2 separate regions of the Homo sapiens genome follow, and region 2 is linked to region 1. Evidence: chromatin loops called from intact Hi-C (ENCODE). Cell type or tissue: psoas muscle. All regions are shown on one strand. Links, peaks and the distances in the headings refer to the core of each region. The heading gives the core; the rest is flanking DNA.

Region 1 (8,000 bases), core at 1-8,000:
TCTGAAGTTTCCTTAAAACCAGTTTCTCCAAAGAATTGACACTTTTATCCCTTGAAAATTATGCCTTTTTCTATTTTTATTGCTTTTAAATAACGGATAATTGCACTGACATCAGATTTCTTTTGAAATTCCTGAAATCTACCATAGTGCAAATATATGTCTTGCATTATTTCTTCTACCACTGGTTTCATGCACAACACTTTTTGAAAAGTGTCTTCAGCTTTTCTGTGATTGCCTGCTTCTATATACTTTCCTGCCAGTTCTATATAGGCAACCTCAAATGTGGGCTTTTGTTCCACAGCAGATTGAAGATGAAATACAGGTGATCTTATCATTTTGTCTACCTTTTCTCTGTTCTGCCCTCTAGGCTGCTTGTTGGTAGCTTCCTTCATTTGGATCTTTTGTGTCCTGTCACAAAGCCCTATATGGTGATGCAGGAAGGCAGAAGTGGGAGTTGCCTGCAAGGAGGTTTTTAAGAGCTCAAGAGCTTCATCCACAAAGTCTTCTCTTCAGTAAGAAGAGAAGACATATCCAAAGACATATCCAAAGACAAAGGTCTGCATGGACGTATTGGCCAGAGCTCCTTCAAAGTACTTTTCTCCTTCAGCTTCCTGTCCTTCATCCCAAAGCTTCAGGGCAAGAAGAACCTTACTATATCTATCATCTACATTTAGCCTGACAGCCTGCCTTAGGGTAGGCAAAGAAAATGACTTGTGATCCCCCGTTGCTAATTTAAAGCCATCCAGGCGACAGGCGGTGATTTCATACCCAGTGTTGAGTTCAGGGTTTTCAGCAGCCACTGCCAGATCCTTTTCAAAGCAGGCCTTGGCCTGTTCATAATTCTTCCCTCCACATTCCAGCAAGGCCCGTTCTTCCTCACAGTCCATCTCTGGACATTCCATTCTGTGACAGAAAGGACTTGAAAACTTCTTGCAAATGTTCTCTACCTTGTCCAGGTAAGTCTGGGTTTCTGCCAGTCTGCCCATGTGGTAATACACCCAGGCAAAGTTGCCCCAGGTTACCAGGCTTCTCAAATCTGATTGGCATCTTCTTTCTGGATTAAGTCTTCAGCTTCTTTCAAGTTCTCCAGCACTTCCTCATTCTGGCCTTTCGGGTGTTTCACATAGGCTAGTAGGTTGTGTATTGTGTATTCCCACACTGTATTTAGTCTAGAAACCCAATCTGGTCCAAGACTCTGTTTTCCAAATCAGGCATTTCATCATCTTTAATTGATACCTCCCATGTAAAGTAACATCTTAACTGCTCCAGACTATCCTTGACCTGATGATCATCAGCATTTTTACTCATGGTTGCTGTGAATTAGGCAGCAGTTCTGCAGTGGTTTAGCCGGACTCCTCTGACATCTAGGCCTCCTCACTTTTTCTTCTCCCACACACCTTGCCTTGGGGCCAAGAGCTGATCTGTGTCAGTCCCCATAACAAGCACAGGCTCCCCCATAAATATATACACCTGCTATAAACACACAAAAATTAAAACATTTAAAAAAGGCAGCACAGGCTCTCAGTCATGCCAAATTCCCTGGATTCCGCTTCCAGGCTTTGGATGTGGCCTTTCTGGGCACCATCTCCTCCTACCTCTTCATCTCCTCGAATCCTTTCAATGGGGCCTCTGGAACTCAGTAAGATCTCCACTACCGTCACCCTTTCCTGCAGGTGCTCTCATTGCCATCTTGTTGCAACAAACCTGGTTCTTGTCTGCCTGTACAGTTGCCCCTGCAGACCTTGTGCTACTGGAGGCTGAGATGAGGCAGATGTCTTCCTCATGCTTCATTGCTGCTCCTCCCACTCTAAAAACACTCAGTTTTGAACCTCGTGTTATCAGACTGTCATTCATTACTGTTCCTTGCTACAGGCATCCATTGACCCTGGCTCACTCATTGCCTTTCATTCCTTGAAGATTTTAACTCATAACTCACTGTCATTCTGTCATCACGATGGTCATGTTTCCTGGAAATTTCAGTATCCTCACAGGCAATCCTTCCAATACTCTGTTGCTCCCAAGTTCCTTGTTTTCTTCCTAAATGATCATGTCCTCTATTTTCCACTGGTAACTCACTGCAATGGACATACCCAAGACTTTTATTTCCAATAACTCCATTTCCCCCAGAATCTCAATTTGAAGTACCTCCTTCTTCAACCACCTACCTTTGATCTGCCCAGTTCACTCCCTCTAAAACCCTAACTCAAACCCACCGTGACCTACAATCAGCTTTTCTTATCTCCTGTTCATTGATCCACGTCTTCTAATGTCTCTTCTTTGCTCTGCATTGTGTCCAAGGTCAATTATTTAAATCCTCCTTTTGCATATACCCCCAAATTCTTTGCCCTTCTTGCTTTGCATTACTTACCCAGCTAAACTACAGACCTGGTTAAATTCTACTTTCCAACTACTTCATGCCCACACCATCAGAGCTGAACACGGTTGAAAAAATATCACACAACAACAATATATTCATGAACATTAAACCTCCAGTGGGCCCTGGCAGTCATGATGTGTTTACTTAGTCCATTTACTCTACCACTTTCTTAGATAATGATTTCATGCCTTTCCTCTTCTCTCAAACCTTCAACACCCTTTTCTTTCTCTTTTTCTTTTTTGAGACGGAATCTCCCAGTCTGGAGTGCAGTGGTGTGATCTCAGCTCACTGCAAGCTCCACCTCCCAGGTTCACGCCATTCTCCTGCCTCTGCCTCCCGAGTAGCTGAGACTGCAGGCGCCCGCCACCACACCCGGCTAATTTTTTGTATTTTTAGTAGAGACGGGGTTTCACCGTGTTATCCAGGATTGTCTCCATCTCCTGACCTCGTGATCCACCCACCTTGGCCTCCCAAAGTGCTGGATTACAGGCGTTAGCCACCGCGCCTGGCCCCCTTTTCTTCATTCTGACTCTCAGCTGATGATTTTGTGCCCTGTTTCAGCGAGGAAATAGAGCAATCAAAAGAGGTCTGCCACAAGTTTCCTCTTGTATATCAACTCTTCCATTGGTATCTATACCTACGTACTTTACTTTTTTCCTGTGATTACAGATGAACAGTCTCTCCTGCTAGCTAAGGCCAATTTCAACAGAGCCTCTAGATACCATACCACACAGTATCTGAGAACAGTGCCCCACAGCTGTTCCTGTTTTGCTTCCATCTTGCATTTTACCTTCTTTATTGGATCTTTCTCATCAGCATACAGTATCTCATCAGTATGCTATTAGCACTTTCAACTGAAAAAGCAAATGTTCTCTTGATCCTGATTCCCCTTCTGGCTACTGATTCATTTCTCTTCTTCTCTTAAAGCAAAAATCCTTGAAATGCCTATATTCACTATCATTCCTCCTTTCCCTCCATTTCCTTTGCCCCACTTCAGTCCACTGAAAGTGCTCCTCCACGGTGTTAAAGCCAATGATCAATTCTTGGTCCTCACTTCATTATCAATTCTATGAAATAGCATTTGGCAGACTTAATCACTCTCACTACTCGACAATTCTTTTTTTCTCTTGGCTTTCAGCATACCTCACTCCAGTATTCCTCCAACCTCTCTGGCCATTCCTCTGTTTCTTTTACTGATTCCTATATTTACATTTATATTTCCCTGCTTCTAAGTATAAAAGGCTTCAATCAGGTCTTGGATCTCTTCCCGTCTCTATCTACTCCCATGCCCACAGTGACCTCATCCAGTCTCACGGCTTTAAATGTCCCCTGTATGACTGGCCGGGTGCAGTGGCTCATGCCTGTAATCCCAGCACTTTGGGAGGCCAAGGTGGGTGGATCACGAGGTCAGGAGATCGAGACCATTCTGGCTAACACGGTGAAACCCCGTCTCTACTAAAAATACAAAAAAATTTGTAGTAAAGACTCCCAAATTCATATCCAGCCATTCCTCTGAACAGATTCCTATGTAACCATCAAGTAGACATTTCTACTTAGATGCCTAATAAGCATCTAAAACTTAACTGTCTAAAACTGAGCTCCTGAACTTCCCCACATACTTGCTTTTCTTGCAGTCTTTCCTTCTAAGTGGCAATTCCATTTTTCCCAATGTTCAGACCATCCTGCACCGTCCCCCTACCTTCAAAATACAACAAGAATCTGACTGCTTCTCACCACTTCCATTGCTTTTGTTTGGTTCATCATCTTTTGCCTAAGTGCTTGAAAGAGCCTCCAAATGGCTTGTTTGTACTCTTGTGCCCCCTACAGCCTATTCTCAACACAGTGGCCTGAATGATTCTGTGAAAACCTGTCAGACAGTGTCCCTCTACCTGGAATTTTCCTGTGACTTCCTGTCATCACAGGAAGTTACAGTCCACACAAGGACCCCCACACGACCTGGCTCTTCACTGCCTCTGTCCCTGGATGTTACTTCTCACTCTCTGGTCTCTGCCAATGCTTCACGGCACACTAGGCATGATCCTGCTGTACTGCGGCCTTTGTAATTGCCTGGAAAGCTTTCCCCAGATGGCCACATGCCTCACCTCACTCCCTCAATTCCTTCAAGCTTCACTCAAATGTCAGCTTTCCAGGGAGGTCTCTCTCCTCACCTCTCAATCTAAAATTACATCCCTCTCTCTTCTCTGACATTACCCCCTTACCCACTTAATTTTTTTTCTGAGCACTAAAAAAACTATACACATGTATATTACTTATTTCTTTGTTTGTAATCTCCCTCCCCCAACCTCATAATGTAAGCTCTATGAGGGTAGGGATTCTTATCTGTTTTGTTAATCGCTATGTACCCAGCACTTAAAACACTGTCTAGCACATAACAGTCATTAAATAAATATTGATGAATTAAATGAACAAAAGTTATCCACCTTCTATAATAACAATAAAATGTGTGAAAAGAGTCATCCAAATATGACCAAGATGAAATAAAATGGCATGGGAACAATGTGGCTTACTAATATAATATAGTCAAAGAAAAACCTACGAAGCACTAAAACATAACTCACCAAACACAAACACATTTAAAAAATAAGGAGAAAACACAGCAAAAGAGAAAGAGCAAAACTCCTAAGAAAACAAAACTCAACAAATAGAAGAAAATTCTTGAATTCTTCACAACAGATTCATGCTATTGAACTTAGTAAGACCATATATTCAATAAAATAAAAGCTTGACTCTGGCCAGGCACGGTGGCTCACGCCTGTAATCCCAGCACTTTGGGAGGCCGAGGCTGGTAGATCACGAGGTCAGGAGATTTAGACTATCCTGGTTAACACGGTGAAACCCCGACTCTACTAAAAATACAAAAAATTGGCCAGGCTCGGTGGCGGGTATATGTAGTCCCAGCTACTCGGGAGGCTGAGGCAGGAGAATGGTGTGAACCTGGGAGGCAGAACTTGCAGTGGGCTGAGATAGCGCCACTGCACTCCAGCCTGGGCAACAGAGTGAGACTCCATCTCGGGGAAAAAAAAAAAAAAAAAAAAGCTTGACTCTGAGATAATAAATAGCCCTGTACAATGAAAAGTAGAGTGTATGGCTAAGGAAATAAATTGAGGACACCAATATAACATCACAATGGGATAAACACATACACCAGAAATAGTAAGAAAACATAAATTGCAGAAAATAAAATTAAGGACAATTTCTATAAAATTAAGTACACAGACTAGGATGTAACTTGTTACCCTTGAAATAATATAGAATTGAGAGAATTGCTTTTCATGAAAAATCAGAGGTTCAAAGAGGCTTACTTTCAGATCACTAGTTAGCTAGCAAATTTGCCAACTGGTAGCTCCAACTAATCATAAGAGATTTTAAAAGACAATGTTTTTTAAAAGAATCAATAAAAAAAATTAACTATATTGTGCATTACCTGTTTTTTTCACAACAGAAACGACAAATCCTATTAGGTCCACCTCAGAACAAGATGGCTGAAAGTCTGGATCTAAAAATTTGCTGAAGTGAAGGGGCTCCCGTGGCTGGTAAATCTGAAATAAAATTTCATCTGAAACCTACAGAAAACAAAACAAAAATTCAACATATGGAGATTCCATAAACTAACAAGCACTTATCAAAACTGAAAAATTACAATGAAAGGTTTGTACCGGTAGTTGTTGATACTGAGTTTTTTTTGTCGCTGCTAACTGTATGTTAGCTCTTTCAGATTTACTTTTAGATTTTGAAGTTGCAAGATGATAAATTCTGTATCTCTTTCCTTCTGTTAACAGAGAATATAAATCTGATGATGGACGCCAAATACTCAGTATAACTGTTTGGAGAAAGATGAGAAAGATGCAATGGAAGAAGTGATTATCATTTAAATGTTTGTTTCAAAATAAATACAGATCCTCTTTTATATTATCTCTTTGTGGGCATTAGTAGTGGATTTTGCTTCTCTGATATAAACTAACTTTATACTTTATCTGGATTTATAATCATTTTGTTAGTAAGGTCATTTTTTAAGTTAATAAAACTGATAAAAACAAAGCATTTACATACTTACCTGAATCTTTTTCTTTTTTTGAATAGCTTACAATACGCAACTTCCACACGGTTGTGACATCCCTTGATAAACCTTGTTCCTTTTGTTCAGCAGATTCCATGGCCTTCCTAATTTCCAACTGGATCTGAGCTTGTTTCTTATCATTCAACATTTGCCTGTGATTATTCAAGGCTCTTAACTGCTCTTCACTGAAATAACCCTGTGACCATTTAAGATATTGGAATAAAAAGCAATCAGAACAAAAAAGTTCCATCTATTGTAACTAGATGGCTTTAAACAGGACAAATACAACAAAATTAGAGCTCATCTTAAGGGTGTGGTTAATGTAATCAGTTTCTCACATAATATTCTCAGGTGCCTCAAACTATTAATAATTCTATTTCCCTACGGCAAAAATGATCCTCCAATTATAAATGTACTCTAATAATCATAATCATCACCAACTACATTACAGATGGCTAATATCTGAATGCTCATTATTTTGAGAAATAGATCTATGTGTAGTAAATGTACTAATTCATTTAATCTTCACAACAGTCCATGGGGTAGGTAATATCATTGTTTCTGTGTTGTAGGTAAAACTGAGGCACAAAGGGGACAACTAATTTGCACAAGCCACATAGGTAGTAGAGGTTGGCCCTAGAACCCTCATTCTTAGCCCCAGGAGTATAATTCCATTAACTTTGAAATAGTAGATACAATTTAAAACAGATATGTACTAAACATACTTTTATGTTTGCCTCTACACTTCTGTCCTACTCACTTTAGCAAATTTCTACTTGTACCTCTTGGGAATCTTACCCAGTGTAACAAAAATAAACAGATAAATCAATAAACAAATAAAATAGGAAATGGAATTTAGACATGTAACATACCAGACTGCTGCTACACTTTAGGATATTATACATCTTAATATCCTAATCTCTACCGGGAAGGGAGATTATCTATACTGAAAAGGGAGACTATCCAATCTCTGTATCTTAATATAGGTATAGAGATTCTAAATATGCAGGCAGTGTTTAAACAATTTTGTTGTAAAACCTGATTTCAAAAGGCCATCATTCAACATTGTTACTGAAAACAAATTCTAACAGGACTGTTTTAAAAATGGATGCCTACGTTCTCCTCAAAGAATTACAAAGATAACTTTAATAAAGTCAAATCTCATAGACTCATAGGCACTTAGAACCCTAAAGATAACCTACTCTTAGGTTTTCCCTTGATAGAAGGTGGAAATGAGGTCCTAAGAAATAAATACATCACTTGTCCAGTTACAGAGTGGCTGGGCAAGGCCCTACTCCAACTCTTATTCTGCCCCCTTATGTCCAGACAAAAAAATATTGTTAAATTTTGTGGATGAAATTAAAGCTATCTTCATGATGATTCATAGAATGCACAAGCTTCAACAAATAATATTATAAAAGATAGAGGCAAATAATTTTTCAAGAAAGAATCATAAAGCCTTCATTTTCAGACCTGCAGCAAGTATACTCACAGGTTTTAAAACCGGACTCACTTCTCACAGGGAGAACCCAAATTGTAACATTT
Region 2 (17,096 bases), core at 3,546-11,545, 260 kb before region 1:
TTTAAGTGCAGAGTAAAATAAGGGCAAATTAGCCAAATGAAAACTAAGAGGTGTAAGTATTTATATATAAAGTACCTACAACATTGCTTAGCACATACTAAGTACTATATGTGTATGTAATATACACAATCAGGTTAAAAGAAAAGATTTTTAAATTTCAACATAAACACCTTAAAAGACAATGAAAAAAGTGGATACATGCTGAAAGTAAAAGGATGGAAAATTATGTCATGCAAACACTAAAACCCGTTAAGCTAAATATCAAGTTAAAAAAAAAAAAGATAAATAGGCCCCAGATTCACTCTGTGGTATTTACTCAATAGAAACGTATAGTTTGTCCACCGTAAGACATATAAAAAAATGTTCACAGCAATACCATTCAGTTGCCAAAACAGAAAACACAAATGACCATCAACACTAGAATGAATAGCAATTTGTAGTATAGTCATACAATGGGGGCAAAAAAAAAAAAAAAAAAAAAAACACAGCCATGAGAGAATAAATCATTGCCTCACACAATAATATGGATTAACATTACAAACATCTGGATGGGCATGATGGTTCACATCTGTAATCCCAGCATCTGGGAAGGCTAAGGCAGGTGGATCACTTGAGCCCAGGAGTTCAAGACCAGCCTGGGCAATACAGTGAGACCTCATCTCTACAAAAAATAAAAATAAATTAGCCAAGCATAGTGGTGTGCACCTGTGGTCCCAGCTACCCGGGAAGCTGAGGTGGAAGTCCTGCTTAAGCCCAGGAAGTCAAAGCCACAGCAAGCCATGATCACACCACTGCACTCAAGCCTGAATGACAGAGTGGACCTTGTCTCAACACACACCACACACCACACACCACACACCCACACACCCACACACACACATCAAAGTGAAAGAAGCCAGACACAAAACACTACATAAGAGTATGATTACATTTATAAGCTCGAAAACAGAGAAACCTAATCTATGACAGTAAAAGTCAGGACAGTGATGTTTTGGGAGACAAATGTTAACGGAAAAAGGGGTGAAAAGATACTTCTAAGATGCTAGTTACACAAGTATTTTCACTTTGTGTGAAGTCATATAGAGCTAAAGACATAAGTTTTACACTTTCCTGAATGTATGTTATACTTCAACAAAAAGCTTAACAAAACAGATAACAAGAAAAGCTCCAGACATTTACATTTTTTAAAGCACTTCTTAATAATCAATGAATCAAAAGAAAACAAGCGTAGGATCAACAAAGTCAAAAATCACAGGTCAATCTTATAAATTTGATAATATAACATTTGAAAATGTAGATAAAGCTGAGAAACTACATCTTATTACCAAAACTAACTCAAGAAAGAAAAAAATGATTAAGAAACAAAATCAATCATTAACAGATCTTTCCACAAGGAAAAATATCCAAGTCTAGATGGCTTTACTAGTGAGTCCTGTCAAATAAAGGAAGAAATATTTCCCATGTCATACAAATAGTTCCAAGAAATGAAAAACAAGGGAATCCTTCCCAACTAGTTTTAAGCAACTAATTAGCATAACTCTGACAACAAAACCCAATGAGAACTATCAGAGGCCAGGCACAATGGCTCCTGTCTGTGATCCCAGCACTTTGGAAGGCTGAGGCAGTAAGACTGCTTAAAGCCAGGAGTTCAAGACCAGCCAGGGCAACAAAGCGAGATCTTGCCCCTACAAAAAAATTAAAATGAATAAAAAATTAGCCAAGTTGAGGTGACAAGATCACTTGAGGCCAGGAGTTCAAGGATGCAGTGAGCTATGATTGTGCCACTGCACTCCAGCCTAGGCAACACAGTGAGAGTCTGTATCTGAAAAAGGAAAAGAAAAAAGAAAAGAACAATCAGAGAAAATAAATCACAGACAAATCTTAATCATAAATGCAAAACTCCTAAACAAAATATTAGGAAACCAAATGCAGCAATATATTCATAAGTGTTTATCCCGGGAAGGCAAGGTTAAATTCATCACATCAACAGGCTTAAAAAGAAAATCATATTTAAATTATATACTAAACAGATTTTTTCAAATCTCAATAAATTAAGAAAAATTTGGTAAATTCAACAACTCATGACTGTAAAACAAAAACGAAACAAGAAACAAGTTTAGTAAACTAAGAATTGGGTGAAAGTTTCCTTTATCTGAGATAAGTAGGATGCTATAAACACCCTACAGCATAAATAATGTTTACTGACAATCCATTAAAAGCTTTGTGTTCAGGAACTACAGGAACATACCTACTATCATCACTTTTTTTTTAATTTGACACTGCAATAAAGATGCTAATCAACAAAGGAGGGAAAGAAAAAGAAATAAAGGGTATAAGGATTTAAAATGAACCAGTCGTTATTCACAGATGATATGTTTACATACATAAAAACTTCAAAAGGATTTACAGATAAAACATGTGAATTATTAAGACTGAGTTTAGCAAGGATGAAAAGTAAAAAACATCAATATAGAGATGTTCCTCAACTTACAATAAGGTTACGTCCCAATAAACCCATTGTAAATTTAAAATATAGTTAAGCCAAAAGTGCATTTCTATCATATGTCAAGAAACATACCAAATGTGTATTGCCTTCACACCATCATAAAGTCAAAAAATTGTCCTAAGTTGAACCACCATAAGTCAGGGACATCCATAACAAGCATAAGTCACCAACAGGTAACAACAGGTAACACAAATACTTAATGGTAAAAGACTAAATGCTTCCCCTTTAAGATCAGAAACAAAGAAATGATGTCTACTCCCAGCACTTTTATTCAATATAATGCTAGAAGCCCTAGGCAGCACACAAAGAAACAGAAAATAAAAAGCATACATATTGGAAAAGAAACTGTCCCTACATCCAGACAACATGATTATCTACACAGAAGATGCCAAAGGAATCTACAAAAAATAAACTACTAGTTCATCGACGTTCCAGGATACAAGATTAACATCCAAAAATCTGTGTTCCTCCTGTGCATAGTCATACATCACTTAATGATGGGATACATTCTAATAAATACGTTGTTGGGGAATTTTATTGTTGTGCAAACATCATACAGTGTACTTACACAAACCTAAATGGAACAGACTACTACATACCTAGGCTATATGGTATAGCCTATTGCTTCTAGGCTACAAACCTGTACAGTATGTTACTGTACTGAATACTGTACACAACCGTAACACAATGGTAAGTATCTGTGTATCTAAATGTATCTAAACATAGAAAAGATACAGTACAAATACAGTATTATAAGCTTATGGAACCACCATCATATATGCAGTCCATCACTGACAGAAAAGTTGTGTGGTACGCAACTGTATATGAAAAAAAGTGGTAGCGATAACAGGAAAGAGCAGAGAGAATACAATAAAAAGTTCTGAAGACACTTTCATATCTAAGTTTTTTAAAAAGGACACTGTACCTATATTTCACACCATATACAAAATGAATTCGAGGTACAGTAACAACTTAAATATAAAGGCAAAGTGTTAAAAGCTTTTAGAATATGATAAAAGAGAATAGCTGCATGACTTCAGGTTAGGAAAAACACTAGCAAGAACCAAGTTCATAGTTACATTCCTTCAACCAAAGAAGATACTCAGCCAATGCCTAGGACAAAGCACTCCAGGGAAAGATTGATAAATGGATTGATAAATGTGATAAGCTTCTCTTCCACTGAGTCTGGAGTGGAAGAAAGTCTCTCTGCCTTATTTCAGAGACAAAAGCTGTTCATGATTCATAAAAACAAATACATGAATATGGCCACAGACCACAGCTATACAATGTAGACAGAGTGACCTTGTAAAATATACTCATCCATGTAACCAAAAATTTATCAAGCACCTCATATGCAGAACACAACAGCAGAAACTACAGAGCAAAACACGTAAAATGGGTCTCAAAATCCATGAAGAGAAACAGACATTCCCCTAAATAAGTGAATCACAGTTGATTCTGAAATTATCCTAACAGAAATAAACAACAAGCTTGGAAAAAATAAGACTGAAAGAAAAACCACTTTTGTAAGTGGACAGGGGTAAAGTGGTAATAATACACAGAATAAAAAGACAGAAAAAAACATTCTGAATAAATCTCAGAGAGCAAATTTCAGTTACTGGACCAGAAGTATGACTGAAGGAAAAGGTGGAAGGAAGTAAAGGGAGCTAAGACGGAAAAAATAAAGAGACAACAAAGAGGGAGGTTACTCAATTTGCACTTCAGTCTTATGAACAGCATTGTAAGGAGAGGTTTGAAACACCTCTGTGAATATACACAGGTTGTTTTTCCTATGAGTAAAACATACTGGCCCTTGTCTACTAAGCAAACTCTATAGACCTTAAAGTCTCATTTTAACTTTTTCTGACCTCAACCAGGCAGAGCTAGGCTCCTCCCCTACAGCTAGTCACACTTTGAACCTACTACAATTAGCAATTATCACATTGTATCTATTGTACTTATTTCTATCTTTGTCTCTCCCACTAGACTGTAAGCTCCTTAAGAAAAGTAGCATATAACATTTATGCTAGCATCTATCTGCTAGCATCTATCGCAAATAGCTACTATCAGTAGTAGGCACTCAGGAAATAATGAATGAATGAACGACCAGAACTATTCGAAGAAATTATGGTTACAGCAAAAAGTAGAGCTAGACACAGGAGAAATTAAAACAAGTTAGAAAACTACTGCAAAATTCCAAGAAAGAAGTAATGAGGAACTGACTGTAGGCAATGACTACAAAACAAGAAAACTGATTCAACGACTTACGAATGATTATACCAGAGAAGCAGAACATGATTATAAGATTCGAAACCTTTGTTCCTAGAAGGCCATTTATTTAAATATTTATTGAGAATTTGCTTGGTGCAATACACTAAGTACTAGGAATACAATGATGAGCAAATGTACAAGAAAGAGCTCTGCCCTCGTTGTAATGGAGATGGGGGAAAACCCAGAGAGAGAGATTAAGTCTTGGGAAAAATAAAGTTTGCTCTAGAAGGCAACTGTAGATTATACATCTAAAGTTCTAGAAAAAAAGTGTAAAATGAGAAAATATTTTTAGAACAATTTATTGTTCATGCTTTATGGGTTTACAAGATGAGTAAAGAAAATGAGTAGGGTGAGCTGAGATACCAACACTAAACCTTAATGAAATACCTATAGTGATTGGGGTGGTGGGAGCCCACAGGGGAGATAAAGAAGGAAAACAGAAGAAAGTCAAGAAAATGGCTTTAGAAAAATGAGAGTAATTGTTACAAAAATCTACGGAAAAAATGTTTGAAGATGAAGGGACGATATATAGTGATATTACAAAAACCTAGGCAAAAATGTTTGAAAATGGAGGGGTGACATATAGTGATGATCACCCTCAGTGAAAACATACAAAATGACTTCAGCAAATACTCCCTTGAACTTGACAGGATATTTGAGAAAAAAGTGTCCAGAAAATGATGGGAATGAATACCAAATTACGAGATAAGAAAAAGGTGAAAAGAAAAAAGAGGAAGCAGAAAAGGAGCAACACAGAAGAAGAGGGTATCATTAAGTCAATGAAAAACAGGTATTGATACAGAGCTGCTCCTTAAACAGAATGTCAAATAAATGATTTGACATATAATAGTTCCTTTCATCTTTGGGGAATCTCAACCATTCACTATTAAGGTAGAGCAAACAAAAAATGAAAAATAACTGCACTTAGAAAATAGTCATATAAAACTGGCCTATATCAGACTCTATTTTATAAACTATAGTATATTACAGAAAAATGTGATTTTTTTTTTTTTTTTTTTGAGACGGAGTCTCACTCTGTCACCCAGGCTGGAGTACAGTGGCGTGATCTCGGCTCACTGCAAGCTCCGCCTCCCGGGTTCACGCCATTCTCCTGCCTCAGCCTCCCGAGTAGCTGGGACTACAGGAGCTCGCCACCACGCCTGGCTAATTTTTTGTATTTTTTTTAGTAGAGATGGGGTTTCACTGTGTTACCCAGGATGGTCTCGATCTCCTGACCTCATGATCTGCCTGCCTCGGCCTCCCAAAGTGCTGGGATTACAGGCGTGAGCCACCACACCTGGCCAACAATGTGCTGATTTATGAGTTTCTCCATTTAAAAAATATAAACTTTAAATTTACCACCAATTAATAGTAAAACTATAACCTAGAATTTCCCTTCTTTCAAAGGGTTATTTGAAACAAGCATTTTCAGAAAACAATTCAGTTCAAAAATTATCATATGCATATTATTATATTTACATTTTTATGTTCAGCATGAACAGTAAGCATAAGAAAATATTCTAATACTAGGCCATGCACAGTGGCTCACGCCTGTAATCTCAGCACTTTGGGAGCCCAAAGTGGGCAGATCACCTGAGGTCAGGAGTTTGAGACCAGCCAGGACAACATGGCGAAACCCCGTCTCTACTAAATATACAAATATTAGCTGGGCATGGTGGCGCATGCCTGTAGTCTCAACTACTCAGGAGGCTGAGGCCAGAGAATCACTTGAACCTGGGAGGTGGAGGTTGCAGTGAGCTGAGATCGTGCCGTTGCACTCCAGCATGGGTGAGACAGCGAGATTTCATCTCAAAAAGAAAAAAGAAAAGAAAATATTCTAATACTAAAGTTTTTTTTTAAAGTTCAAATAAAATGATCATTAATTAAATATATGAGAATCTTTTAATCACACTGAGTACAAGAAAAATCAATGAAATGGTCATTCTTTAATATTATCAGACATAAATAAATGTTCATAGATGTAACTAAACAAGAGACTGTAGTAAAAAATATGTAAGATATTTTCACTGAATAGAAAAGGAAAACAAAGTACTGACTAAAGAGCAAGAGCAATCATAACAATAAGCAATCCTATTTTTTAGTTGATTTAGGCATCCAAATCAACAAATAAAGACCGGCATCTGCCAGTTTCATGTTGATTTTTCTTAAAAATTCACAGTCACAGAAATCAAATCAAACCACTACTAGAATCCATACTGGGCCATGTTAATTTAAAGCTGTTTTTCCTTCTGGGATTTCACTCCAGGTTTGAGGTGGAATTCAAAGGAAAACATAAGATTTTGTAAAGAGTCTGATATAACTACAGAAGGCAGTCTTCGCCACAACTGCTACCTCTTGCAACCAGCAGATGGTGCCCTCCATAAAGACAACTCTTCAGTACACAATAATTAAACAGTGTAAGAAGTTTAGCTTATTCTTGTTGAGGGACAACCAAAAATCTAATGGGAGTTTTTCCTACGAGAAAAAACGCTAAGTAAATTATGCTATTCTCCCCTAAGCATACAACTTGAAAGCCCTGTTTACATATTTTCCAACTGTTTAAACAAAAATCTGCCTTTTTCAACATACAATTTTTTGACTAATCTACCATGCAGTTTGAATTAATCTTTATTAATTCAAAATCAGTGTATTTATGTTATTCCTTATTTGTTCTGGTAAAACAGTGACGGTGAATACTTTAGGAAGTTCTTTTAGAAACTGGACCCTTTCTTTGAATACATATTTTTGTTAATGTTTATTTGTAAAAGGGCAAACATGGTCACTTGCCTACATCATTTTTTAAGGACCATCAATGTTATGGAAGATACTAAAGTTTAACTGGCTCAAACAGAAAAGGAGCCCCAGGCCCTGGAATATCTCGACCTGCATCAGTTTCTAACCGCACAGAAAGTGTTCTGTTAAATCTCTTTAAAGTAATTCTTGTATATTAATAGTGATAATATCTCTCATTTATTGAGTGATTAGTATTTCTCTGCTCAGTAGTCAACTCGATATCCCATTGTGGGGGGTGGGGGGGTGGATAAAATTACGAATTTTTCTATTCACGTCAAATCTCCAACACACATTCTTGTACAACGCCGCCCCCGCCCCACGCCCCCATGTAGACTGCTGTTGCTTCATTGAGAAAACAGAAGCGCCATCAAACGGAAACCCTCAGCCTCTTATTACCCAATTTACATGCCTATGTACATTTGCACCCATTCCCTCCCTTCCCTCCTTCCCCATTCCTTCCTTCCCTCCCTCTTCCCTAATACCAGAAAGGAAATAGCCCTCCTCACATCAAAACACTAACCCCTTCATAAGCACACAAAATCCCATCCTCTACTCAAAGACTTTTACTTGATTAGTTATCTCCTCTTTCCCCCGTATCAGCATCCTCTGTGTCTACTAGATACTCTCTCAGCATTCAAATATATTCTGTTATTGGATGGATGGAAGGCATTCAGGCAGGAAGGGAAAGAAAATACAACATACCTGTTTAGACTACAAATACCTCCCCTGCCTCAGGTATTGTCCTCTCTCCCAAATTACCTTCACAGACAAGCTTCTCAAAGAGTAATCTATACTATCTACTTTCAATTCCCATTCACTATTCATATTAATCCAACCTGGCTTCCAAAGAGTTCCCCACCCGCACACTCCACCTCATCAGCAAAATGCTTTTGCCACAGTCACTAGCAGATTGCAAAAAATGACAACAAATTTTTCCATTCCTTGTATCTACACCCTTACAATGTGACTTTGCTGCTCCTCCCATCAAGAAATAAAAGTGTTTTTTCAGACCTAGAATCTGAGATGGCGTTATGACTCTTTTAGGCAATGGGACATTGAGAAGTTTAGTAAGTGTTTGTGCTCTGGGTTAGCTTACCTACTGCTCTTGGAATTCTGCTATGGAGATGTCGGCAAGTCCAAGCTATCCCAGTGGAAAATTAGAATGTATATGCACAGAGGCACATTGTCCCAGCCATGGTCATCATGAACAAGCCAGCCCTAACCAAATCACCAGGTGACCACAGAGGCATATCTGTAGATGCATAAGCAACCCCAGCTAAAATCAGCTAAGCCTGGTCCAGATCAGTAGAACCACCCAGATAAGCCAAACCCAAATTGCCAATATACACAATTGGGAACAGTTGTTTTCAGTAAGTCAGTCTTCGGGTGATTTGTTATGCAGTAAAAGCTAACTAAAAGTCATCAGTTGACCTCTATGTTGCCAAATCAAGTGAACACTTTTCTAATCCTTATTTTATTCATCTCAGCAGTATGATACACAGTTGACCGCAGCCTCCTCCTTGAAACATTATTTTCCTTTTGTTTCTTCTAGTAACACATTGCCTTTTCCTGATTTTTTCCTACCTTACTGGTCATTCCTGTCTCCTTTGATTTCTCTTCTACTCAACCTCCAAATATCAGTTAACTCATCAGAGTTCAATTCTCTTTTTACTGTTTATGTTCTTCTCCCAAGGCTTTTGCCCTAAGCTTTCTTTTAATACATACTCCATAAAGATCTCTCTTTTCAACTCCAGTCCGCACATACAATTGTCTACTTAACATTTCCACTTGGGTATTCTCAAAGATACCGCGAACTCAAGATACTCAAAACTAAACAAAATGTCTCCCAATTTTTTTCTCCCTCCAAAAAAATCCTCATTCTTCATTCCTCTCCCTCTTCAGTGTGTGTTGCCTTCATGTACCCATTTCTTCCTCACAGTTTTCTGGGAATGAAGCTTGGCAATTCCCTTTCAATATTTACAATCAACAATCAAATCCTATAAATGCTACCTTGCAAAATGTAAATGAAATCATTTACATTACTTCAAAATGTAAATGAAATCATTAGCCATTACTTCACCACAACATAAATCTACACCACATCCAACTCATTCTTCAGAGAGCAACCAGAATGATCTTAATAAGCTAATCTCTTCATATCACTGCCTTACTTAGAATTCTTAAATAGGTTCTCACTGCCCTTCGAATAAGTTCCAAATATACTAATCTGACCATTTGCTCATTACACTCCAGTCACATCTCTATTCCTTGAAGACACTAAACCAAGATCCTTCTGTCTCAGGGTGTGCTATTCCTTCTGCTTCAATAAACTTTTTCTCTTCTCTAGCCCTCATGCCTGGCTAACACTGCTCTTTCAAGTCTCACCTGTCAATCAGGGAAGCTGTCCCAAATCTACTCAGTCTAAATAAAATCTTGACTGCATGCTCTCACACCACCCCTGCACTTTTGCTTCAAAGAATTTATCATAAATGTAAATACAAATTCTCTAATGTGTTTCCCCTTCTGAACTGTAAACTATATGAGAAAAGTTTAGGGATCCTAATTTGTTCACTGCTACATACCTAATGCATAACACAATGCAGGTTAAAAAGCAAAAGCTGAATAAATGTTCTTACTAAGATGAACTATATAATTATGCCCATTTATAAACAAGGAAACTGAGGTTCAAAGAGGTTAAATAACTATGCTAAAGTTATCAACAACTGAACTTAAATTGAGCCATATCTGATTCCAAAGCCTATGCCCTTAACCTAATGGTTTTCCATCTCTGGTGCACTGCTGAATCCTCTAATAATCAGACCCAAACACTTCCATATGAAAAAAGCTCCATGAGGAAATTTACATGCCAAGTTTAGTAACAAATGCCTTAACACTACAATATAGTGCTAATTCTGCCTACTATCTCTGTAAGCATTTCTGATACTTCATATACGTAAGCATGACAGCTTTAATTTTTTAAAAACAGATCATGGTTTTCAAAGCTCTTTCATGCACACATTTTCCTTCAAAATTCTATAAAAGTAGGAATCATCCCTATGTTACAGATGAAGAAAATGAAGTTCAGAAAGCTGACGAACTCGCATACAGTCACCCTGTAGTAAGTGGCAGAGCAATGACAAGAGGTCAAGTTTTCTCGTTTTTACTTCAGGCTCTTTAGGGAATGCTGAATTGGAAATTAAGAATCAGAATACTAGGCCGGGAGCGGTGGCTCACGCCTGTAATCCCAGCACTTTGGGAGGCCGAGGGAGGCAGATCACAAGGTCAGGAGATCGAGACCATCATGGCTAACACGGTGAAACCCCGTCTCTACTAAAAATACAAAAAAATTAGCCAGGCGTGGTGGCGGGCACTTGTAGTCCCAGCTACTCGGGAGGCTGAGGCAGGAGAATGGCGTGAACCGAGGAGGTGGAGCTTGCAGTGAGCCGAGATAGCACCACTGCACTTCCAGCCTGGGCGACAGAGCAAGACTCTGCCTCAAAAAAAAAAAAAAAAAAAATCAGAATACTAAAAAATCGGAGCAAACTGAACAGAAACAAAAACGTTAGCCCAACCAGAAACTCAAGGCACAAAGATATTTTAGCTTAATTAGGCGACTACAATGGCACTAATCAAAAAGGCCAGGCCAGGCACAGTGGCTCACGCCTGTAATCCCAGCACTTTGGGAGGTTGAGGCGGCCAGATCATGAGGTCAAGAGATCAAGACCATCCTGGCCAACATGGTGAAACCCCATCTCTACTAAAAATACAAAAATTAGCTGGGCGTGGTGGTACGCACCTGTAATCCCAGCTACCTCGGAGGCTGAGGCAGGAGAATCACTTGAACCCGGGAGGCGGAGGTTGTAGTGAGCCAAGATCATGCCACTGCACTCCAGCCTGGCACCAGAGCAAGACTCCGTCTTTAAAAAAAAAAAAAAAAAAAAGACAGGCCAGGCATAGTGGCTCACACCTGTAATCCCAGCACTTTGGGAGGCCAAGGCAGGAGGGTCACTTGAGGGCAGGAATTCTAGACCAGCCTGGGCAATACAGTGAGACCCCCCCATCTCCACAAAAAAAAAAAAAAAAAAAAAAAAAAAAAAAAAAAAAAAAAAAAACGTAATTGGCTGGACATGGTGGTGCATGCCTGTAGTCCTAGCTTCTCAGGAGGCTGAGGCAGGAGGATGGCTTGAGCCCAGGAGTTCAAGGCTATCATCAAGTTACTGCACTCCAGCCTAGGTGACAAGAGTAAGGCCCGGCCTCTTTAAAAAAAAAAAAAAAAAAAAAGAGGCAGTAAGAAATATTGCTGAGGTTGTGAAGAAACTGGAACCCTCATATTTTATGGGAATGTAAAATGCTGCAGCCATTTTTGAAAAACGTTTCACAGTATCTTAAAAGGTTAAATGTTGGCTGGGCACGGTGGCTCATGCCTGTAATCCCAGCACTCTGGGAGGCCGAGGCGGGTGGATCACAAGGTCAGGAGTTAGAGACCAGTCTGACCAAGATAGTGAAACTCCATCTCTACTAAAAATACAAAAACTAGCCAGGCGCAGTGGCAGGCGCTGTAATCCCCGCTACTCGGGAGGCTGAGGCAGGAGAATCGCTTGAACCCTGGAGGTGGAGGTTGCAGTAAGCTGAGATCGCACCACTGCACTCTAGCCTGGGTGACAGAGTAAGACACTGTTCTCAAAAAAAAAAAAAAAAAGTTAAATGTAAACTTACAATATGACCTAGCAATTCCCCTTCTAGGTGTCCATCCAAGAGAAAACCTATATCCACACAAAGACTTTTACCAGAATATTCATGGCAGTATTATTCATAATGCCCAAAAACAACAAACAATCCAAATGTCTATTAACTGGTGAATGGATAAACAAAATGATACTAATTGGAATAAAAAGGAAAAAAGTACTGAAACAAAAGTGAATCAACTAGATTCTGTGCATGTACATATACATGTGCACATATTGGTGAAGGTGTTATAAAAGAAATTGGGACCAGTTAATCTAAGGCTTTAAGTCTCTGATAAGGAGTCTGGTCATTATCACATAAGGCAGTTGTCATTTTTTTTCTTTCTTTTCTAAGAAATTTAAAGAGAAATGAGATTTGTATTTTAGAGAATTTCCAAAGACAAAGACATACCAGCTAGAACACAGGAAGACTGCAGGAATCTATGAGGGACTGCAAGAGGCTCACTGAAGCAGTAACAGGAAGCTCTGAACAACTGGAAGATAACATAAGAGTATTTGAAGAGAGGATATAACAGAAAACAGGAGAGAAGTATAGTTTAGTAGGAGAAAAGAGATTGAGACAGAAGTAAAATCCAGGAGGCATTGCATAACATTACAATGTAGCTCTTTAAGATGACAATAAAATGGGCATAAAAGTACCACCCATATTGATATGTAAGGACCCAATGTACCATACTGTATACAGGACAAATGAGAGTACAACTATTAATTCTACCTCATTAAAAGTAACACAGTATCCATAAAGATAAACAAATATTCAACAAATCTGCTTACAAAGTTATGTACCTTGTAAATAAAATATTAATAATGAGTAAACTGGGGGAGGGGTTATAAGAAAAATTAGGATGTCAAGTCCACCAAAAAGTTTAATTTGATAAGTTTCTCAATAAATTTCCCTATAATGGGGAAAACTTAACAAAATCATTATAGTACATAAACACTTGATATATTCCTGAAAGACATTAGTTTTGAGGGACTGCATACGGATTAATATTACTAAATCTAATCTGAATCTAGTCTCACTGATTACATCTACCTTATATGCTTCCTGGCTAAAATCAACAACTTTGTTTTGTGACAGTGTTGTCCAAACACGGATAGCTGGTTTTGTTTTTGTTTTCTTAAATAGTTTTATTAAGACAGAATTCACATATCAAATAATTCATCTTTTAGAGTGTACAATTCAATAGTTTTAGATCTAATACTTTTTTTATGTAAAATATATGTAACATAGAATCTACCATTTATAAATGTACAATTAAGTGACATTATTAATTATATTTACAATATTGTGCAACCACTACCATTTCCAAAACTTTTTCATCACCCAAAACAGAAAGAAACTTGTAACCATTAAGCAATAACATCCCATGCCCTGTTTTCCCCAGCCCCTGGTAACTTCTACTGTCTGTCTCTATAAATTTGCCTATCCTTAAGTGCCTCATGTAAGTAGAATCACAGTATTTGTCCTTTTCTGTCAAATTTCACTGAGTGTATTTTCAGGTTCATCCTGTTACAGCACTTATCAGAGCTTAAATTCTTTTGAGTAGCTGGGACCACAGGCGCGCGCCACCACGCCTGGCTAATTTTTGTATTTTAGTAGAGACGGGGTTTCACCATGTTGGGCAGGATGGTCTCGATCTCCTGACCTCAAGATCCGCCTGCCTCAGCCTCCCAAAGTGCTGGGATTGCAGATGTGAGCCACCACGCCTGGCCCAGAGCTTCAATTATTTGTATGACTGAATATTATATGTATATACCACATTTTGTTTATCCATTCTTCTGCTAGTGGACACTTGGTTTCCATTCTTGGCTACTGTGAACAGTGCTGCAATAAACACTGCTGTACAAATACCCATTTCAGTCCCTGTACAAATCTTTTCAGCACACAGCTAGCAGTGGAATTGCTAAGTTTATGGTAACTTTATGATTAGCTTTTTGAAGAACCACCAAACTGTTTCTCACAGCAGCAGCTAGCTACATCAGCAAATGAGGGCTCCAATTTTTCCACATCCTCTTCAACAGTTATTTTCTGGTTTTGTTTTTTTATAGCCATCCTAGTAGGTATGCAGTGTAACCTCATTATGTTTTTGATTTTCATTTTCCTAATGATTAATGGTGTTGAGTATCTTATGTGCTTACAGGTCTATTTGTGTATCTTTGGAAAAATGTCTATTCAAGATCATTGCTCACTTTTAAATTAGGTTGTCTTTTTGTCATTGACCTGTAGTTCTTTATATATTCTGGACATTAAATCCTTGTTAAAGATATGACTTGCAAATATTTTCTTCTGTAGGTTGTGTTTTCATTTTCTTATGTCCTTTGATGCAGAAAAGTTTTTAATTTTTATAAAGTCCAATATATATTTTTTATTGTTTGTGCTAATAAATTCAGGTTCATAAAATTCTACTCCCATATTTTCTTCTAAAAGTATACAGGCTTAAATCTTACATTTACATCATTGATCATTTTGAGCTCATTTTTATCTACTATGTGAAGGAGAGGTCCAACTTAATTCTTTTGCATGTGGAAATCCAGTTGTCCCAGTGTCATCTGTTGAAGATATTCTTTCCCTCTTTGTTTTTAATAAGAATATCCTGGTTCCTCCTCTAGAAATTTTGATTCAGGAGGTGTGGGGAGAAGCTTCAGATTCTGCCGTTTTTAAGGAATGTCTCAGACAATTCCTATGGTCAGACAAGTTTAGAAAACAGTTTAGAACACAACTTCAGGTGCTCAATTCATGTTGTAAAGAAGCCAAAGAACTTTTTTTTCCCTTAAATCCTGGCTTTGCCTTCAGATACATATTCCTGGCCTATACTATATCCAACTGACAACTTAGGTAAGAACTCCTAATTTTCACAAAAAACTGTCAACTTTACTGCACCTTTGATCTCTAAAACATTGGGCTCTGCCAAAACAATACAATCAAACTTGCCACAATACAGACTCAGATCATTCATTCTTTCAACAACAAATATTTATTGAGCACCTATTATATCCCAGGTACTGTTGACTGGGGAATATAACTGTAGGAGAAAGCCAAAGATTATTGTTCTCGTGGCATAGCTTATATTAAAGTTGAAGGAAAACAGACAACAAATGTCAATGTATGTGTTAGATAATGTGAAATGTTAAGAAAAATAGGGGCCGAGCGCCACGGCTCACGCCTGTAATCCTAACACTTTGGGAGGTCAAGGCAGGTGGACTGCTTGAGCCCAGGAGTTTGAGACCAGCCTGGGCAACATGGTGAAACGCCACCACTACAAAAAATACAAAAAAATTAGTCCCAACTAACTGGGAGGCTGAGGTGAGAGGATCACCTAAGCCTAGGGATGTCGAGGCTACAGTGAGCCACGATCCCACCACTGCACCCCAGCCCAAGCAACAGAGTGAGACCCCATCTCAAAAAAAAAAAAAAAGAAAGAAAAAAAGAATCAATAGAGATGGCCAGGTGTGGTGGCTCATGCCTGTAATCCCAACACTTTGGAAGGCCAAGGCAGGTGGATCACTTGAGACAGGAGTTCGAGACCAGCCTGGCCAACATGGTGAAACCCTGTCTCCACCAAAAAAAGAAAAAATACAAAAATTATCCGGCCATGGTGGTGCATGCCTGTAATCTCAGCTACTCGGGAGGCTGAGGCAGGAGAATGACTTGAATCCAGGAGGCGGAGGTTACAGTAAGCCGAGATGGCGCCACTGCACTCCAGCCTGGACAGAAGTGAGACTCCGTCTGAAAAAAAAAAAAAAAGTAAGGAAGAGAACTGTTTTAGCTTGCAAAGACTGGAAAGGACTCTATGACAAGGTGACATTTGAGTGGAAACCTGAAAAAGAATGATGATAAACCATGCAAATACCTGAGGGAAGAATACTCAAGACAGAGTGAGGCTCAGAGATTTTAACCTTGCACTATCTACTACCCAACTACTATCAAAAAAGACCAGAGAACAATTATATTTCTGAAGGATTTTTTAAAGAAATCCCATTCATCACTTCCTCTACATCAGGGCTTCTCAACCTCAGCACTCTCACGTTTTTTGCCAAAAATTCTTTATTGCAAGTGGAGGTCAGGGTGCACCTGTGCATTGTACAATGTTCAGCAGCATCCCTGGGCTCTACTCACTAGATATGAGGAGGGCATGCACACCATCACCATCCCCAGTTGTGACAACCAAAAATGTCTCCAGACATTGCCAAGTGTCCCCTGCAGGGCAAAATCACCCCACACTGAGAACTACTGCTCTAGGTCTGTTCTTACACTCAGATTCCACATAGGAAACCCATAAATGGTCTTCAGGAGGTCTATGAACCATCTATAGTCATCTAAAAGAGTATACAGAGTTTGCATGCATGTGATAATGTACATTCTTCTGGGGAGATGGAGCAGAGCTTGTGGTGTATTCTCTAACATCTATCGTCAAAAAAGAAAGTTAAGGAACACTGCTTCTAATATCTCAAGGATGTGAAGAACAATACCTGGAAACTCCAAATTTGAGCTATACTTGTCTTGGCCCCTACATTCACTTTCAGTTAGTTGAATGCAATTGGGTATCTTCTTTCTTTTCTTTTTGGCTTTCATTAAGTAACCCATTAAAAGCCTATAAACTAGTCACTGAATTTGCTGAAAGATGTTTTTGGAAAATCATCAACTCTGATTTTATTATCATCCATATTTTTTAACAAATGAAGAAAACTGGGACAAGAGAAATTCGCTGATTTTGCCCAAGATCAGAAAGTTCCCAAATGGCAGAATTAGAACTACATCATACCTGCTTACATGGTTA

The links. Peaks named below come from ENCODE experiments on the same cell type or tissue, not always from the same donor. Only the 100,000 strongest peaks of a DNase experiment are listed, where the experiment ranks them.
Region 2: it touches region 1 in a loop (2.5-fold over the local background); 17 of 110 quality-filtered maps call a loop at or near these places.

What each region holds. Positions count from the first base shown.
Region 1 is chr13:32,377,968-32,385,967 of GRCh38, reverse strand. BRCA2 (BRCA2 DNA repair associated) reads right to left here. Exons shown (of 27, transcript NM_000059.4): 22 at 6,453-6,651; 23 at 6,055-6,218; 24 at 5,823-5,961. It also overlaps the pseudogene IFIT1P1. Among named protein-coding and RNA genes, the nearest start is that of N4BP2L1, 46 kb to the left of the region's middle. RefSeq lists enhancers at 1,140-1,189, 4,082-4,376. In psoas muscle, for the core only: CTCF peaks have their summits at 4,219 (motif pointing left) and 7,795 (motif pointing left); no DNase peak of the experiment used is centred there.
Region 2 is chr13:32,629,757-32,646,852 of GRCh38, reverse strand. All of the region lies in intron 1 of PDS5B (PDS5 cohesin associated factor B), which reads right to left. Among named protein-coding and RNA genes, the nearest start is that of PDS5B, 52 kb to the right of the region's middle. RefSeq lists an enhancer at 573-682. In psoas muscle, for the core only: a CTCF peak has its summit at 7,130 (motif pointing right); a DNase peak (open chromatin) is centred at 7,142.